Regions from separate parts of the Homo sapiens genome. Here region 2 is linked to region 1. The links are chromatin loops, found by intact Hi-C in ENCODE. Cell type or tissue: heart left ventricle. All regions are shown on one strand. Links, peaks and the distances in the headings refer to the core of each region. The heading gives the core; the rest is flanking DNA.

Evidence for each region. A loop is a pair of places that touch in the nucleus more often than their neighbours do. Peaks named below come from ENCODE experiments on the same cell type or tissue, not always from the same donor. Only the 100,000 strongest peaks of a DNase experiment are listed, where the experiment ranks them.
Region 2: it touches region 1 in a loop (2.1-fold over the local background); 2 of 110 quality-filtered maps call a loop at or near these places.

Annotation. Positions count from the first base shown.
Region 1 is chr1:183,663,331-183,666,146 of GRCh38, reverse strand. It overlaps a transcript of RGL1 not described here. Among named protein-coding and RNA genes, the nearest start is that of APOBEC4, 11 kb to the right of the region's middle. In heart left ventricle, for the core only: no CTCF peak of the experiment used is centred there; no DNase peak of the experiment used is centred there.
Region 2 is chr1:183,783,240-183,786,055 of GRCh38, reverse strand. It overlaps a transcript of RGL1 not described here. Among named protein-coding and RNA genes, the nearest start is that of RGL1, 20 kb to the left of the region's middle. In heart left ventricle, for the core only: no CTCF peak of the experiment used is centred there; a DNase peak (open chromatin) is centred at 1,585; H3K27ac peaks cover 345 bases.

The sequences.
Region 1 (2,816 bases), core at 180-2,679:
GTAATCCCAGCTACTCTGGAGGCTGAGGCAGGAGAATCACTTGAACCCAGGAGGCAGAGGTTGCAGTGAGCCGAGATCACGCCATTGCACTCCAGCCTGGGCAAAAAGAGCGAAACTCCATCTCAAAAAAAAAAAAAAAAAGAAAAAAAGAAGACCTTCAGTCAATCATCTAGGCTTTCACTCTAGGAAACTAGAAAAAGCACAGCAAATTAAATTCAAAGTAAGCAGAAAAAAATGAAATAATAAAAACCAGTGCAGAAATCAATAAAATTAAAAATAGAAAAACAATGGAGAAAATCATTAAACCGAAAGCTGATAGGTTTTCTTTAGATCAATAAAATCAATAAGCCTCAAGCCAGGTTAACTAAGAAAAAACAGAAGGACACGAATTACTAATATCAGAAATGAAAGAGGGGACATCATCACTACGGATCTCACAGACATTAAAAGGATAATCAAGGAGCATGATGAACAATCTATGCTCACCTATTTGACAACCTAGATAAAATGGACGAACTCCTTGAAAGACACAATCTTCCAAAGCTTACATAAGATAAATAGGCAGTCTTAATGGGCCTATATCTATCAAAGAAATTCAATCAACAATTAACAACATTCCAAAACATATAGCACCAGGCACAGATAGGTTCACTGAATTCTACCAAAAATTTAAGGAAAATATTACACAATTATCTATAATGTCTTTCAGAAGATAGAAGCAAGTGAAAGACTTACTAACTCATTTTATGAGACCAGCATTACTCTAATACCAAAACCAGACAAAGACATTACAAGAAAACTACAGACCAATATCTCTCATGAACATAGATGTGAAAATTCTCAACGAAAGTATTAGCAAATTGAATTCAAGAATATATAAAAAGAATTACACATCACAACCAAGTGGGATTTGTCCCAGCTATGTAAAGCTGATTCAACATTTGAAAATCAGTTAATGTAATCCATCACATTAACAGGCTAAAGAAGAAAAATCATATGATTTTTCCACATATCAATGAATGTGGAAAAGGCATTTGACAAAATCTAACACCCATTAATGATTTTAAATACAAAAACTCTCTGCAAACTAGGAATAGACAGGAAATTTCTCACCTTGATTTTTAAAAAATCTACAACTAACATCATACTTAATGGTAAAAAACAATAAAGCTTTCCCACTAAGATCAGGAACAAGGCAAGGATGTCCCCTCCTACCACTGCTTTTCAACATTGTACTGGAAATCCTAGCTAACACAATAAGATTGGGAAAAAAAAGTATACAGGTTGGAAAGGAGGAAATAAAACTGTCTTTGTTTGCAGATGACATGATCATCTATGTAGACAATCCAAAAAGAATTGACCGAAAAACTCCTGGAACTATAATAAGCAATTACAGCAAGGTTACAGGATACAAAGTTAACATTTTTTTCTTGTCCTTAGCTTTATCACTGTCTCACTTTTGAAATACAATTTTCCCATTTATCTTAAGACTAGTTCATAAATTTGAAATTATTTTATTTTGCTCAAAAAGTAGGATGCGATAGCAGGATTATGGCATTAAAAAAAAAAAAAAGTATGCCCTCTGGAGTTAGAGTTAGAGTGCTCTGGGTTTAAATCTCAGCTCTGCCAGTTACTAGCTGTATAATCTTGAGCAAACAACTCTGAGCCCAAGTTCCTTTATTTGTCAAATAAAAATTATAATAATTCTAAACTAGTACAGATATGATGCATGTAAAATTGTTGCCACAGAGCACGTACTCAGTAAATGACATGATCCTATATGAAGAAAACCGTAAAGAACACAAAATGAATTAAGTTGCAGGATACAAAAATCAACACACAAAACACAGTTGCATCTCTTTACACCAATCATAATCTATCTGAAAAGGAAATCAAGAAAAATTCCCATTTATTTTTATTTTATTTTATTATTATTATACTTTAAGTTTTAGGGTACATGTGCACAATGGGCAGGTTAGTTACATATGTATACATGTGTCATGCTGGTGTGCTGCACCGATTAACTTGTCATTTAGCATTAGGTATATCTCCTAAAGCTATCCCTCCCCCCTCCCCCCACCCCACAACAGTCCTCAGAGTGTGATGTTCCCCTTCCTGTGTCCATGTGTTCTCATTGTTCAATTCCCACCTATGAGTGAGAACATGCGGTGCTTGGTTTTTTGTTCTTGCAATGGTTTACTGAGAATGATGATTTCCAATTTCATCCATGTCCCTACAAAGGACATGAACTCATCATTTTTTATGGCTGCATAGTATTCCATGGTGTATATGTGCCACATTTTCTTAATCCAGTCTATCGTTGTTGGACATTTGGGTTGGCTCCAAGTCTTTGCTATTGTGAATAGTGCTGCAATAAACATACGTGTGCACGTGTCTTTATAGCAGCATGATTTATAGTCCTTTGGGTATATACCCAGTAATGGGATGGCTGGGTCAAATGGTATTTCTAGTTCTAGATCCCTGAGGAATCGCCACACTGACTTCCACAAGGGTTGAACTAGTTTACAGTCCCACCAACAGTGTAAAAGTGTTCCAATTTCTCCACATCCTCTCCAGCACCTGTTGTTTCCTGACTTTTTAATGATTGCCATTCTAACTGGTGTGAGATGGTATCTCATTGTGATTTTGATTTGCATTTCTCTGATGGCCAGTGATGGTGAGCATTTTTTCATGTGTTTTTTGGCTGCATAAATGTCTTCTTTTAAGAAGTGTATGCTCATATCCTTCGTCCACTTTTTGATGGGGTTGTTTGTTTTTTTCTTGTAAATTTGTTTGAGTTCATTGTAGATTCTGGA
Region 2 (2,816 bases), core at 122-2,621, 120 kb before region 1:
CCCAGGCTGGAGTAGAGTAGTGCAATCACAGCTCGCTGCAGCATCAAACTCCTGGGCTCAAGCGATCCTCCTGCCTTAACCTCCCAAGTAGCTGTGTCTACAGGCACACACCACCATCCCCAGCTAAGTTTTCTGTAGAGATGGGGTCACACTCTGTTGCCCAGGCTGGTCTCAAACTCCTGGCCTCCAGAGATCCTCTAGCCTTATCCTCCCAAAGTGTTAGGATTACAGGTGTAAGCCACTGTACCTGGCCAAAAGCATTTTGAATAAAGGATACCCAACCAGTAATTAGAGGTCAATTTACATGGTTGCCAGCACTCACAAATTACGTTCTTGATGAGTGTCTTATCCTTTTCATTCCCAATGCCACTATGCTGGTTCAGGTTCATTTCACCTAGCACATCTGCCCCATTCATTCATTCATACAATCATGCAAGCAGCTATTATGCTCCAGGTACTGTGCTGGGTGCTGGACATGACATAAAGATCAATACAGAGTTCCTATTTTCAAAGAACATGCAGTCTAGGTAGAGGATAAAGATAATAGGACCTCAAAAATAATGCGAGAAATGCTATAGTAGAGCAGGCACAGGATGTGGCCCTTAGCATCAAGGAGAAGCACCTAATCCACAGTCAAGGAGTCAGGTATGCCTACAGCTGAGACCTTAATAGGAGGCAAAAGTTAACACATGAAAAAGGGGAGAAATATTCAGTTCAAGCGAAGGAATGGCAGGAGCAAAGGCATGGATGCCAAAGAATACAAAGTAATTTCACGGGTGGACCGAAAATAGTTTGATACACCTGAAGGATTAGTGCAATGGGAGATGGGCTAAGGCCAGATGACAAAGAGGGTGGGGGCCATGCTAAGGAATTTAGACTTTATCCTGGGGCAATGGAGATTATGGGGAGATTTCATGCAGTAGAGCTACATGAGAAGACTTGCATTTTAAAAAGTTCTAACCGCAATATGGAGAAAGGATTAGAGCAGCACTGCCCCACTGAAAAATAATGTGAGCCGCTTATAAATTTTAACTTTTTCCAGAAGCCACATGAAAAGAATGAAAAGAAACACGTGAAATTAATGTTTTATTAGTTTATTAATTGTATGAATTTTACTCATATAGTTTATGCCACAGTATTAGAAGGGGGCCTGCAGAGAAGTGAACACACTGGAGAAGTGCTTAGGAAGGAGAATGGCCGAAATTTGTTACAGGTGAGGACTCACTTAACTCTGGTTCCTTTTACACACTAGGATCAAATTGATCTTCCTGAAATACAGCTCCAATTAAGATATTCCTCTGTTTTAATTTTTCCATTGTTCTCCTTTTGCCCACTAAATAAGGCCTAGACTCTTTAGCCAGCAGTGAACCCTGACTGTTTCTCCAGTATCTGCATCCTCCCCTCCAAACAGCTGGACCGCTCTGCTCCCACCTGTAAACCCAGCGTCGAAGGTCAGTCATAACCTTAAGCAGAAGGCATTAAAAGACTTTGGCTCAGCACTCTGGAATGGAGTATTGAACCATTCTTACTGCTAGTCAGGCCCATGTTCCAGGTCTGACTCCTGGCTTGGAAATCTGCCTGGTCCCTCTGGGGCTGGGGCCCAGCTTCTTGCTTTCCATTCTGCTGTTTCCTCCCAGAGCTTGGAAGTCTGCCCATGAACCTGAGCATAGCGGCTGGAGCCTGCTAACTGCTGACAGACTTTCTTATTCCCTCAGTCTTGATTACACTTCTAAGTGCCACCTGTTCCTGTATTTCCCAGTATCAGGCACCTTCCCTCCTTGAGACTTGTCTCCTACCTCTCAGTACCAACTTGTCTGGGTGACCGCTTGTCATCTATCGCCATATTCTTCTGCACATCTCTTCTAATGCCTTGTCTGCCAGCCTAGACTTCCTCACAGTTCCTGATCAATCCTCGAGGGCAGATCTGGTCCCTCCCAGTTTGCCCTGTCTTTTGCAGCAAACCAGGCTATTTCTAACAATTATCTGTAGCTATGACAATGAACATTCAAGGCCCTGCAGATTAGAGCCCCACCACACCATTGAAACTTCTTCCTTAATATGCTTGTGTACCCTTCACTCCACTCAGAATAATCTCATCATTGTATGCTATTCATGCCCCAAGACTGCAGACCTCCCTGATTTATTCCTGACAACTCCACACCCTGGAAAAGTCTTTTTCCCATTCCATTCCTATTTAACTTAGGCATTCACAATAAATATTAAATTCAAAAATATGACAATCCATAATCTCCTCCCCACTCCAACTGGTTACATCTCCCTCCTCTGAACTCCTGTGGCTCATTAGCTGGGTTTCCATTATAGATTTTATTGCATTCTTCCTTATTTTAAATGTCTTATTTCCCTAAGAATATAAATATCTTGGGAATAAGATCCATGTCTGATTACTTAGCAAAGCAAAGTAGCTGGGGGAAAGGGAAATAAGGAGAAAGGGGGAGCAGGAAAGAGAGACTTGGCTCAATTTCACAAAATGAGTAATAGTCCATCAAGGATTATTATTGAGCAAGCTCACATTGTCACATGCCTGTTTAGTATCCTTAATCAAATCATTCCTGAAGCATGGAGGGCAAGGGCTCCTGTCCCTATGGACTTAAGGAAATCTCTGTGAGTCCTTAGGTAATAATATTGGATTGGTGCAAAAGTAATTGTGGTTTTTGCTATACTTTCAATGCAAAACCACAGTTACTTTTGTGCCAATCTAAGTATCATTATATATATGTATGTGTGTGTGTTCCTTATTTTCTTCCCTTTGCCTGTCTATTTGAACTTATCTCTTCCCATCTCCCCCTCCCTCTCTC